2 separate regions of the Homo sapiens genome follow, and region 1 is linked to region 2. Evidence: chromatin contacts called from ENCODE Hi-C data. All regions are on one chromosome and are shown on one strand. Each heading gives the region's core, a stretch centred on a gene start or an enhancer-like site at or near the end of the contact. The rest is flanking DNA. Distances are from core to core; before and after follow the strand shown. Region 1 holds the start of BRF1 (BRF1 general transcription factor IIIB subunit). Region 2 holds the start of TRAF3 (TNF receptor associated factor 3).

Region 1 (6,835 bases), core at 328-2,827, 2.5 Mb before region 2:
AAAAGGGAACACATTGAACCAAATTAAGTGGAAAGAAGGATCTAACAAAAATGAGAGCAGAAATTAATGAAATAGGGCCATGCACGGTGGCTCATGCCTGTAATCCCAGCACTTTGGGAGGCTGAAGTGGGCGGATCACCTGAGGTCGGGAGTTCAAGACTGGCCTGACCAACATGGAGAAACCCCGTCTCTACTAAAAATACAAAATTAGCCAGGTGTGGTGGTGCATACCTGTAATCCCAGCTACTCGGGAGGCTGAGAGAGGAGAATCGCTTAAACCCAGGAGGCAGAGGTTGCAGTGAGCCGATATCTCACCACTGCACTCCAGCCTGGGCAACAGAGCAGAGACTCCGTCTCAAAAAAAAAAAAAAAAGAAAGAAAAAAAAGAGGGTGGGGTCTTCCGCATTTCCTTTTTTCTCTTTTTTTTTTTTGAGACAGAGTTTCACTCTTGTCACCCGTCACCCAGGCTGGAGTGCAATGGCGGGATCTCAGCTCACTGCAACCTCCACCTCTCAGGTTCAAGTGGTTCTCCTGTCTCAGACTCGCGAGTAGCTGGGATTACAGGCGCCCACCACCAAGCCTGGCTAATTTTTTTGTATTTTTAGTGGAGACGGGGTTTCGCCATGTTGGCCAGGCTGGTCTCGAACTCCTCACCTTACGTGATCCGCCTGCCTTGGCCTCCCAAAGTGCTGGGATTACAAGCGTGAGCCACTACGCCTGGTTACGCATTTCTTTTTAGGCTCATTCCTGGGTATGTCACCGGCCCTATGGCGATTGTGAACAGCACCTGCAGATATTTGAGGGCGTGCGCAGCCAGGGTTCCCGCTCTGGGCAGGGGGCACAGCGAGGTGACTCACGGGTAACCACAGGTGGCCACGAATGACTGCTAGAAAGTGGGAATTTTAGGGGAACAGAAAACGGAGAATAGCGGGGCGCACGGGGAGGCTCTGGAACCTGGGCGAGCGGAGCGGCGGACGCCGCAAATGCGGAGGGCGGGGCAGGGTGGCCCCTGGCGGGTGTCTCCACCTCTGCGGCCAGGCCCCCCAGCGCAGCTGCCCTGGCCCCGCCCACCACTCCCAGAGCCCGGGGTTGGGTCCCAGGTCGCCCTCAGGAGCCAAGGCCCCGCCCACCACGCTCGGCCCCCTCGCCTCAAGCCCCGCCCACAGTTCGGGTCCAGACCCAGGCTCCGCCCCCTTCCCCCGCCCACAGCTCCAGTTCCCTTCGCAGGCCGTCTCTCCACGGGAGGCCCCGCCCCCCACCCTCAGCCCCGCATCCGGCTGAGTCCTCACCCCAGGCCTCGCTCGCCGCTGGAGACCGCGCTCACTATCCGAGGAGGACCCTCCTCTGCCCCGCGTCCAGCTTTAGTCCCCGACTGCGTTCATCGCCAAGGGCCCGCCCACTGCCTTAGGTCGCGTCGCCAGCCTTGGGTCCCGTCGCCAGCCTTGGGTCCCGTCCCCGGCTGCACTCACCGCGAGGCCCCACCCTTAGCTCTAGTCCCCGGTGTCGCCCACCGACGAGGCCCCGCCCCAAACTCCAGTCCCGGGCTGCGCTCACCGCCGTGGCCCCGCCCCCAAGCGCCAGTCCTCGGCTGCGCTCACCGGTAGGCCCCGCTCGGGTTCCGCCGAAGCCCAGCCCCCGCAGGTCGCCCCTCCGACGCCGGCGCGCCGCAAGGGAGGCCAGCTCGCTCGCAGTGGGGAGGTCGCGGCTCCAGTCCTCGCGTCCCCGCCGTGGTCCCGGTGCCTGTCCCATCCCGCGGGCGCGGCCGTTGCGGGCGGCGCGGCCCGGGCGCGCGCGGCGAATCTGCGGCTGCGAATCGGCTGGAGCGGGGCCTCGCGAGAGCGGCGAGGCCTGGGCGGCTGGGCCTGGGCGGGCGGCGCGGGCTGCTCCGGAGGCTCGGGTGGCTTGAGAGTCTTGGGAGGCTCCGGGCGCTGCCCGCGCGGTCGCCGGCATGACGGGCCGCGTGTGCCGCGGTTGCGGCGGCACGGACATCGAGCTGGACGCGGCGCGCGGGGACGCGGTGTGCACCGCCTGCGGCTCAGTGCTGGAGGACAACATCATCGTGTCCGAGGTGCAGTTCGTGGAGAGCAGCGGCGGCGGCTCCTCGGCCGTGGGCCAGTTCGTGTCCCTGGACGGTGAGTCCCGCGGGCTGGCGCTGCGCGGATTTCTCGGTGCGGCTTAGGCGGGCTGGAGGCGGTGACGGCGCGGCCGGGACCAGCGCCTCGGTACCGCACGCTCTGTCGGGGCGCGCGGTTCTGCGCCGTCTGGGCGCGAGTGTGGATCCCCTTGGCGAGAATGTAGACCTTCTTCGCGCGCCTGTGGACCCCCGTGGCGTGCGTGGACTTCCTCGACACACGCGTGGGCCAGGGCAGCCAGCACAGGGAGGGTTGAAGAGAGCCTGGGGAGCCCAGAAGGCCCCTCAAGCTGCCCCTCACTGTCACTCTCTGTGCCTGCAGTTTTGTTTTCAGCAATGTCTGGTACTTAGAATCCGATTGCTGCTGCCCTTGGCCTTGGTGGTTACCGGGCGGATGCCCTAGGGCCACTCAGGCTGCTGCAGGCCTCGGAGGGGACGTTTCAGTGATGGGCAGTATTGCGGGCTGGGGATGGACCCCAGCCTGTGGAAGGAGCTGGACTGTGGCCAGTTTCAGGTGGTTGTGAATAGAGCTGCTAAAAGGATTCATTTGCAGCTCTCTGTGTGAACATACGTTTTCATTTCTCTGGGGAACTTAGCTGTATGTGTAACTCTATGGGAAACTGTCATGAACTGTTTTGTGATGTGGCTGTGCCATTATGCATTCTCACCAGTTGCCCCACATCTTCACCAGCACTTGGTGTTGTCGATGTTTTTATTTCGGTTGTTCTAACAGGTGTGTGGCATCTCATCATAGTGGTATTCTGTATTTCTCTACTGGCTAGTGATGTTCAACCTTATTAGGGTGCTTATTTGCCATGCCCGAATCCTCTTTGTTGAAATGTGTGCTCAAGTCTTATTTTTTTATTTATCTCGAGACAGGATCTCACTCTGTGGCCCAGGCTGGTGTGCAATGGCCCAGTCATGGCTCTCTGCAGCCTTGAACTCCTAGGCTCAGGCAATTCTCCTGCCTCAACCTCCTGAGTAGCTGAGACTACAGGTGCATGCCACCATGCTGTGATCATTTATTTTATTTTATTTTTAGTAGAGACAAGGTCTCTATGTTGCCCAGGCTGGTCTCAAACTCCTGGGCTCAAGTGATACTCCAGCCTTGGCCTCCCGAATTGCTGGGATTACAGCGTGAGCCACCACACCCTGACTCTCATTTTTTATTTGGGTTGTTTTCTTATTGTTGAGTTTTGGGAGTTCTTTGTGGATTGTAGTTACAAGCCCTTTGTTGTATATGTGATTTTCAAAGCAGAAGTTTTTTTTCTTTTGAGATGGAGTCTTGCTCTGTTGCCCAGGCTGGAGTGCAGTGGCTCGATCTCGGCTCACTGCAAGCTCTGCCTCCCAGGCTCACGCCATTCTCCTGCCTCAGCCTCCCGAGTAGCTGGGACTACAGGAGCCCACTACCATGCCCGGCTAATTTTTTTTGTATTTTTTAGTGGAGACGGGGTTTCACTGTGATAGCCAGGATGGTCTCGATCTCCTGACCTCGTGATCCGCCTACCTCGGCCTCCCAAAGTGCTGGGATTACAGGCGTGAGCCACTGCGCACGGCCTCAAAGCAGAAGTTTTAACTTTTTTTTTTTTTTTGAGACAGAATCTTGCTCTGTGGCCCAGGCTGGAGTGCAGTGGCACAATCTCGTTTCACTGCAACCTCTGCCTCCCAGGTTCAAGTGATTCTCGTGCCTCAGCCTCCCAAGTACCTGGGATTACAGGCGTGCGCCACCTCACTTGGCTAATTTTTGTATTTTTAGTAGAGACAGGGTTTCACCCTGTTCGTCAGGCTGGTCTTGAACACCTGACCTCAAGTGATCCGCCTGCCTCAGCCTCCCAAAGTGCTGGGATTACAGGCGCGAGCCACCGCACCTGGCCTAAATCTGTGGTCCATCTATGTTTTGTATAAGGTGTGCTTTGTAGGCTGAGGCTCATTGTTTATCTGGAGGTCCCCTTGTTTCAACACCGTTTGTTGAAAGACTGAAGGCCTTTGCTCCCTCGGCTGTGCTCACTGGGCCCCGTCCGTGCAGGTCTGTCTCTGGGCCTTGTGTCCTGCCCTGTTGATCAGGTGCCGTTTTCCTTTGTCAGCATCACACGCTTTTTTACTATACCTGTTATATTGTCCTGAAATCAGATATTGTGAGTCCCTCAACCTTTGTTCTTCCTTTTCAAAGTTGTTGTGGCTATTAATTTCCCTTTCTCTTTTTAATTTTAGAGTAAGTTTGTGCATCTCTGCAGGTCACATATTCTTACCTGAAATGCTTGGGACCAGAAGTGTTTTGGATACCAGAGTTTTCTGATTTTGGAATATCTGCATTATAATTACTGGTTAAGCATCCCTAATCGAAAAATCTGAAATCTGAGATGCTCCAGTGAGCATTTCCTTTGAGCATCGTGTTGATACTCAAAAAGTTTCATGTTTTGGAGCATTTATTTTTTATTTTATTTTTTTCTTGAGACGGAGTCTCGCTTTGCTGCCCATGCTGGAGTGCAGTGGCACTATCTCGGCTCACTGCAAGCTCCGCCTCCTGGCTTCACGCCATTCTCCTGCCTCAGCCTCCCAAGTAGCTGGGACTACAGGCGACCGCCACCACGCCCGGCTAATTTTTTGTATTTTTAGTAGAGACGGGGTTTCACCGTGTTAGCCGGGATGGTTTCGATCTCCTGACCTCGTGATCCACCTGCCTCAGCCTCCCAAAGTGCTGGGTTTACCAGCGTGAGCCACTGCACCGGGCCGTTTTGGAGCATTTATAATCTCAGATTTTTGGATTTGGGATGTTCAACCTGTACAAAAGTCCTGGTGGGGTTTTCATTGGAATTGCATTAAACCTCTTGATATATTTAGGGAGAGCTGACATTTTTTCTTTCTTTCTCTTTTTTTGAGACAGAGTCTCACCCTGTCACCCACGCTGAAGTGCAGTGGCGCGATCTGAGCTCACTGCACCCTCCGCCTCCCGAGTTCAAGTGATTCTGCTGCCTCAGCCTTCTGAGTAGCTGGGACTGCAGGCACACGCCACCACACCCAGCTAATTTTTGTATATTTTTTAGTAGAGACGGGGTTTCACCACATTGGCCAGGCTGGTCTCGAACTCCTGACCTCGTGATCCGCCCTCTTCGGCCTCCCAAAGTGCTGGGATTACAGGTGGGAGCCACTGTGCCCAGCTGACATTTTTTCTATGTTGAATCTTGTAGTCCATGGAACACAGTGTATGTTTGCATTCATTTAGATTTTCTTTGATATAGTCTGTCAGTGTTGGGTAGTTTTCAGCATACAGCTTCTGGACTTTTTTTTTGAGATGGAGTCTCGCTCTGTCACTCAGGCTGGAGTGCAGTGGTGCAACCTCGGCTCACTGCAACCTCTGCCTCTTGGGTTCAAGCGATTCTCGTGCCTCAGCCTCCCAAGTAGCTGTGATTACAGGAGCCCACCACCACGCCTGGCTAATTTTTGTATTTTTAGTAGAGACAGGGTTTCACCATGTTGGCCAGGCTGGTCTCGAACTCCTGACCTCAAGTGATCCCCCCCCACTTCAGCCTCTCAAAGTGCTGGAATTATAGGCATGAGCTGCCGTGCCTGGCCCTCTGGACATTTTTTAGATGTGTACCTAAGCTCTATTAGGAGTTATTATAAGTGGAATTTTTTTAATTTAGTTTTCAACTCTTCATTGCTTGTTTATATAAATATGGTTGATTTCTGTGTGTTGTCCTGTTTCCTATGGCTTTGCTAAACTTACTTGTTCTAAGAGGTTTTTTTTTTTTTTTCTTTTTTTTTGAGCTGGTGTCTTGCTCTTGTTGCCCAGGCTGGAGTGCAGTGGCACCATCTTGGCTCACTGCAATCTCCGCCTCCCAGGTTCAAGAGATTCTCCTGCCTCAGCCTCCCAAGTAGCTGGGATCACAGGCACCCGCCACCGCACCCAGCTAAGTTTTTTGTTTTTTTTTTTGAGACGGCGTCTTGCTCTGTCACCCAGGCTGGAGTCCAGTGGCACAATCTCGGCTCACTGTAAGCTCTGCCTCCCAGGTTCATGCCATTCTCCTGCCTGAGCCTCCCAAGTAGCTGGGATTACAGGCGCCCAGCACCACGCCCGGCTAATTTTTTGTATTTTTAGCAGAGGCGGGGTTACATGGATGGTCTCAATCTCCTGACCTCGTGATCCGCCCACCTCGGCCTCCCAAAGTCCTGGGATTACAGGTGTGAGCTGTTGCACCCGGCCGCAGTTTTTGTATTTTTAGTAGAGATGGGGTTTTGCCATGTTGGCCAGGCGATCCACCCGCCTTGGCCTCCCAAAGTGCTGGGATTACAGGTGTGAGCCACCACACCTGGCCCCTAAGAGTTTTTAATACACTCCTTGAGTTTTTTTTTTTTTTTTTTTTTTGAGATAGAGTGTCGCTCTGTTGCCCAGGCTGGAGTGCAGTGGCGCAATCTGGGCTCACTGCAACCTCCCCCTCCTGGGTTCAAGCGATTCTCCTGCCTCAGCCTCCTGAGTAGCTGGGATTACATAGGAGCCCACTACCATACCCGGCTGGTTTTTGTATTTGTAGTAGAGATGGGGTTTCACCATGTTGGTGAGGCTGGTCTTGAACTTCTAATCTCAAGTGATACACCTGCCTTGGCCCCTGAAAGTTCTGGGATTACAGGCGTGAGCCACCGCACCCAGCTTTTTTTTTTTTTTCTGGGACAAAGTCTCACTGTTGCCCAGACTGGAGTGCAGTG
Region 2 (6,716 bases), core at 2,288-4,787:
GTATTCTCCCCCGAAGGGTTAGCACCCTGAGGGCAGGATGGTAGATTTGCATTTTTCCTTATCCTTCCTGCCACAAGCTCCTGTCCTGGTCTGTCTCAGTCAAGTATCTGCTGGTTTCTGGCATGTCCCTTCACTGTGCACAGGGGCCAAGATGGCCTATATCCCTGCAAATCACACCCTAGCAGATGGGTGCTGTGTCTCACTCTTCCCAGCACGGTAACCAGAACATTATGAGAACTCAGGGCACATTAACTGAATATTAATTAAATGAGAAAAAGACTCCCAAGTCCCAATTAACAATCCACTTATCTCGAGGAATACAGAATGCAGCATCGATTCCAACCTGATTCCTAAAGTTGATAGAAACCAACAGGCATCAACATTTATGACATCCCACTACCTGCCAGCCTACTCCAAGTCATCTGTACAGGCCGACAATAAGCTTCACCGAAAGAAAAAAAAAAAAGGTATTATGCTTAATAGTAAAAAACTCTGCCTTCTCCCTAGGGTGGTCTGTCTCCCCACCCCCTTTCCTGGAATAGTGTTGTGCAGAACTTAGTCAATAAAGGCTTTCTCAAATGAGAAAGCCATTTTGTATTTTAATTATGAATAATAAATTTTACACAAGCACACATAACATTTTCTCGGTTTTTTTTTTCTTTTCTATTTAAAACTGCATTTTCTTCTATTTCCATTCGCGTCTTTGGGACCCAAAGCCTGCTGCGGTGGTGCAAACCACATGGCACCTATCCCCTGTACCTCTCCCGGGCGTCTGGGCCTCCCTCATTCTGGCTTCATCACTCCTGCTGAAAGCAAGTCTAAGCATCATTTCCACAATCAGGCCTCGGCTGCTTCTCTCTGGTAGCCTTCCAAATCCTCTGGCCTCACCTCCTTCTTTCTCACTCTTCCCACTTTCTCTGTATCTGAAGTCAGTTATTATGACTCTTCCATGCAAAAAAAGAACACCAAGTGATTTTTCTTCCTCCATGAACACTCGCAAAGCAGCAGCAAGGGGTCCTGATTCCATGGAGTGGACCCTAAGGGCCTTGGCCACGAGACGTCGCCTCTGCTAAGTTAACAGTTCTTTAAACTGACCATTGCAAGGAAATTCAGCTATTGCATAATACTTGATAGGTTAGATCACTTGCTGTTTGGAGAGTCTTGCTATATGAAGATGAGAAAATAGAGTTGGGCAAATTTAACGCAATTTCCTTTGTTTGCTTGAGCTAGCTCAGACTTGCAACGCCACAGTGGCAGTTTTATCTTTCTTAAAGTACAGCTTTAACATCATAAAAAAGGATTTTAAGGGAGTGATCAATCATTCTCACCTAACCTGACAATATCATTAGCATACGTATCCTGACAATACCCTAGAAAGGTCCTTCTTGAGTTGCACAGTGAAAAATTAAAGGGATTCTTGCAGGAGTATTTAGAGAATCAGAATCCGCAACGCAGGCTCAGATGTCTCAGTTAAATGAAGGACTTTCTTCAAGGCACAAACAAGAGTAGGGATATTTTGATGGTATTAACAGAAACAACTGGCCACTGTTACTGCCTGTTTCCAGTGAAATGTCTTTACAGCCTCTCACTGAGTGAAGCCATCTTATTAATTCCAAAAGAAGGGACAGCATCCAAGGAAAATAATTGGTCTTCTTTCCCCTCGCAGAGAAATTCACATGAATGTCTCAAAAAAAAAAAAAAAAAAAAAAAAAAAAAGCTGGAATTCTCCCTGGCCAGCTCTCTCTCCTTTCCTGGCTTCTGCATTGACAGCTGGAACAGATGGCGTCTGGGTGAGACACCTTACATCTTAACCCTTATCCATGATAAGGTCTGATTTTCACCAGCGATGCTGGAATCCAAGGTCTGTCAGGGTTTCCGTCATGAGCACCCACTCACAGGATTTCCAGTCCCATGTGATGTTTTCCAGTTTTCATATCGATAAGGCTTATCTTGTTTTGGCCAAAGAATTTTCATCTTTAGACTAATTCTTAACATTTACATTGTCACAACGCGGCGAAAAGGTACACATTTCCTCTCATTTGAGAAAAGAACGCTGTACACTATTTTGCCAGACATCCTACATATGATGCAGTCTGTTCACAGGCCATTTTCAAAGACGTGAGAGACATGAGAAGATCTCAGGACGAACTGATGGTCCACTTGGCCATTCCCTACAGTAAGAATTTTATAGACAAATACAGGGTAACAGCAAACAACATTTCCAAACGCTCCGGCAGTGTGTAGTCGCAGCAAATGCTAGGAAAAAAAATAAATAATGGCTCCTCTTCAGTTGTATGCCGTGAATGTAAATTAAGAAGCCGCTACAACGCTCGACATAACCTTTCTGACGCCACAAAAATGAATGAATTATATCCATACACACACACAGGCACACACACCACGCACCACGCATCACATGTCATTCTGAAAACTGATTCTGAGCTTAATTCGAAAAACGTGAAATACAACTGGTCCCGTCAACAGCTCGTAATCTGAAGGTTTCTTGCATTTCCAAGCACGTCCATAACACCTCATCCGTTTCCAGTTTGTTACTGTTTCCAACCGAAGGGAGAGAATTTTCCACACAGAATTATCTCCTCGGGTCCAAATACTAGACCGAAGTCCCCACACGGGGCTGGCTGGCGGCGTGGAACCGGCCAGCCCGCCGAGAGCCGCCTGGCGCCCGCGGGGAAGACGCAGAGCCCGCGGCCAGGAGCCGCCCGGTGCCCCGGGAGTCGCCGGCCCTCGGCGGCCGCGCGAGGGGGATTCGCGCCCTCTGCCCATACCCGGACCCCCGCGCCGCCCGCCAAGCGGTCGGAGGCGCCTCTGAGGCGGAATGACTCAGGACCAACTTTCCAATAACGCCCGGGCCCCCCCGGCCGGCCCGGGCAGCGCGCTCGGCCACGCAGCCCCTGAGCCGCCCGTCCCCCCGCGTGAAACCCGCGGCCCCGCGGGGTGCCGGGTCCTCAACGCCAGCGGGGGTCACGGCCGTAGCGAGGCCTGCGCGCCCCGTTTCCTGAAAAGGTGCGGGCGCCCCGGCCCCCTCGGGCCCCGAGCCCGGCCTCCGGGACAAAGTTTGCCGAAGTTGAGGCGTCCGGAGGCGGGAGGCAGCCCGGCTGGGGCGCGGGGCCAGGCTGAAGCCGCGCCCCGCCGTCGCCGCTGGGACGGGCCGGGCCTGCGCCGCGCCGGGCCCGCGCCGGGCAGCCCCGAGGCCCCCGGGCCCCGCCGCCCAGGGCGCGGGATGGAGGCGACGGGGATGGAGGCGCCCGGCCGCGCGCCGGAGGCCCGCCCGCCCGCCGCGGCCCCTTACCTCGCGGTCCGTCGCCGCTCGGCCGGCTCAGGGGCGCCGGGCGCGTCCTCCGCCGCGGTCCGCAGCGTTCTGCTCCCCGGGCTGCCCCATGGCGGGGGGCGGGGAAGAGCCGGCGGCCGCCGCGGCTGCCGCCGGCTGGAAAGTCCCGGCTGGGCTGCAACCCCGGCTCGCGCACGCGGCGGCCGCGCCGCGCTCCCTCGCTCCCTCGCTCCCTCACGCAGCCCCGCGCAGGCACTTCCTCTCGCGCGCTGGAAATCCCCGGCGCGCCCGCCGCCCCGCCCCCGCCGCCCGCGCGCGTGGGAGCGGCAGGAGCCCGCGAGCGCCGCCGGCCCCACGCGCCCGCCGGCCCCCCGCGCGCGCCCGCGACCCGTTGCTAAGGGCCCTAGCGCCCGGCGGCCGCCCGCCCGGCCTTAGCAACGGCGGCGCCGCGGCGCGGGGCGGGGACGGCCCCGGGCGCCCCCCGCCTCCCTCCCGTCCCCGCCGCGCGCCCCGCGGGCCTCCTCGCTCTGCGCCGCCCCCGCCGCGCCCCCGCCGCCGCGCGTCCCCGCGTCCCCGCCTTTCCGGGTCAAAAAGCCACGCAGGCCGCGTGGGGGCCGAGAGGTGCTGGCGCCGCTCCTCCCCGCGGCCACCTCGCCCGCACCCCCCACGCCAGCATAGCATACGCAGCCCCCGTGCGTGCACGCCCGTGTGCCCATGGCCACACGCGACCCCTACGCACACGCACGGGTCCGATATGCGGCCCCCCGCACTGTCGCGGACGCATACACGACGGTCACATTCCCCTCAAGCGGACACGCACACACACGCTCACCAACACCGTGCGCACGCGTACCAGGCCACGCACCCTCGCGCACACGCAGGTGGGGCTGAGGGTGACTCAGGCCGTGGAGCCCCTTTTCGCATGCAGAGGGCAGGGCTCCACATTAGTTTGGTGGCACTTTCCTTTCTCCCTCCCTTGGACCCTCCCACGCCCCCGGAGTGGTGTCTTGCTCACGGGTGGACAGGGTAGCCAGTTTGCCACGTGCCCCCAGCGTCCTCGGCGGTCCTGGCTGCCCCTGCGCCCCCTGCACCCTCCACCAGGCCGCTGGGGCCTGCGCATTTCTCCCGAGGCCTCTGCCTTCTGCCCCAAAGGCATCAGTGGTGTGTCAGTGATTCACCTAGGCCCACCAAGGCAGCACCCAGCCTGGCTGGGCCTGGCGAGGTGGGAAGCGAAGGGAGGGCTTCTGGGAGGCTCTGGGCCAGCTGAGGGGTGAGGCCTTCGCTGGAGTTTGCAAGTCAGTGGTGAGGGGACAGAAAGGACTTTGCATTTTTCACTTCTCAAGAAGGCTTATAAAGAGCCCTACCCCAGAGCTGAGACCAGTGTGAGTAGCCAAGGCCAGTCTGCCTTCTTGTATTGCTCCAGTGACTCATGTGAGTGGAGGCAGGAAGTCCAGCATCTCCTCCTACAGCTTCACCCATGGAACGTTCCAGAACCCCAGATAGTCCGACCTGGCTGCTGGAAGTCTATCTGGACATCAGAGACATTGGACCATGTCTCTGGCTCCATTAGCCCAACAGATGCTTGTTCTACAGCCACACTCACCAGGCCACAGTGGCACCCCCGTCTGCGCCACAGGCACAGCTCTTTTAGAGGTGACAGGCCCGCCTTCGCCGTCCCTCACAGGGACCTATGGACTCCAGCGGTCTCCCCCACCCCCATGGTGGACTCCCCTTGGGAGCCTCAGGTGCCCTTTCTTGCCTGTCAGGAGTTGGGATGTTACTGACCTCAGGCTCAGGGTCCCAACCACTTCCCATAGCCCAGGCACTGAGGCCTCCCATGTCCCCAGCCCTGCTTAGCCCACAGTCCTGGCACCCTGTCGACTGGGGCCCACTCCCAACGCCTGCCTTATGCTGTGTGTTACCTATGGCCTGGTTTAACTTTGCCAAAATCAGGAAAGACTCCCTTTCCTAGGCTGGACTATTTTTGGTTGTTTTAAAAGAAGCAGGACATGGACCGGGCATGGTGGCTCACACCTGTAATTGCAGCACTTTGGGAGGCCGCGGGCAGGCAAGTCACCTGAGGTCAGGAGTTCGAGACCAGCCTGGCCAACATGGTGAAACCACGTCTCTACTAAAAACACAAAAATCAGCCGGGCGTGGTGGAGTGTGCCTGTAATCCCAGCTACCCAGGAGGTTGAGGCAAGAGAATCACTTGAACCCAGGAGGCGGAGGTTACAGTGAGCTGAGATTGTGCCATTGTACTCCTATCTGGGCGACAGAGTGAGACTCTGTCTGGAAAAAAAAAAAAAAAGTAGGATGGTGGCTTATGCCTGTGGTCCCAGCACTTTGGGAGGCTGAGGCGGGAGGATCGCTTGAGTCCATGAGGTTGAAGCTGCTGTGAGCCATGATGGCACCACTGGACTCCAGTCTGGGCAACAGAGCGAGACCCTGTCTCAAAAAAATAAAAATAAATAAATAATTAAAGAAAAGAAAAGAAGAAGCAAGGCAGAAGGTCCAAAGACCCATGAGAGGGTTTTCTGCGGCTCTTTTCATGCTCCAGCCTAGCATTAGAAAGCAACATTGAGAATGAAGTCAGGCACAACCAGGCTGAGCCCTCTGCTGGTGAGACCTATTCCCTCCCTTTCTCTCCCTCCCCTCCTCCTCCTTTTTCTTCTCCAATTGAGCAGTTCTGAAGATCCTCTGCTGTGGGGAATTGAAGGGGGACAGGACAAAGAAGTTTGCCCCAAGCAGGGCAACTGCTTTGGGGGTTGGTGGCGGGTGTTCTCGCCCCTGCAGTTAGAGCCACAGGGCAGCAGTGATGGGCAGGAAGGAGAGCTCTCTCCTCGCTGTACTTCAAAGGCAGATCTCTGTTCCCTATGGCAACGTCCAACAACAAACCGACACCATCTTTGGACGCATTTCTCACAGGAGTTGATGTAGCATTACATGTTCTGCTTGCTGCATTTTTGGAGAAGTGCATGCAGATACTCAAGTGACTCACAGACATGCAACAGCTCAGAAGGCCATCCTGTTTGTCTTTCAGTGAGAAGGAAAAGGTATTCGTGGCAGAGTGCCAGGGGCTTTGGGGCTAGGAAAGGGGTTTTCTTATAACTCTCCCTGAATGTGATGGTCTGTGCCTCAGGTGGCGCCTTCCCACACAAAAACCACTGGCCCCTGTGGGTCAACTTGGGCTGAAGGGTGCTGGCAACTTCTCTCACTCAAACATGCTACACGTGGCCTGGGGGTGGGGGGTGGGGACCTTGGTTTTGATTTGTTTTGTTTTATTTTATTTTGAGACGGAGTTTCACTCTTGTTGTCCAAGCTGGCATGCAATGGCGCGATCTCAGCTCACTGCAACCTGCACCTCCCAGGTTCAAGCCATTCTCCTGCTTCAGCCTCCTGAGTAGCTGGAATTACAGGCACACAC

What was found. A loop is a pair of places that touch in the nucleus more often than their neighbours do. Pooled maps may share reads with other maps.
Region 1: a map of naive thymus-derived CD4-positive, alpha-beta T cell shows a loop between it and region 2 (20-fold over the local background). The contact joins the promoter of BRF1 here to the promoter of TRAF3 in region 2. A Hi-C loop is called at or near these places in 2 of 168 maps with a recorded cell type or tissue (CD8-positive, alpha-beta T cell and naive thymus-derived CD4-positive, alpha-beta T cell) and 6 of 50 pooled maps.

Annotation. Positions count from the first base shown.
Region 1 is chr14:105,295,743-105,302,577 of GRCh38, reverse strand. BRF1 (BRF1 general transcription factor IIIB subunit) reads left to right here and starts at 1,577. Exons shown (of 18, transcript NM_001519.4): 1 at 1,577-2,132. The coding sequence starts at 1,949. It also overlaps the pseudogene LOC124903409 and a transcript of PACS2 not described here. RefSeq lists silencers at 896-1,265, 1,496-1,905 and an enhancer at 2,756-2,835.
Region 2 is chr14:102,774,270-102,780,985 of GRCh38, reverse strand. It overlaps TRAF3 (TNF receptor associated factor 3), which reads right to left and starts at 3,537. Exons shown (of 12, transcript NM_145725.3): 1 at 3,311-3,537. RefSeq lists silencers at 2,695-2,754, 2,995-3,044, 3,255-3,864, 3,955-4,014 and an enhancer at 4,725-4,964.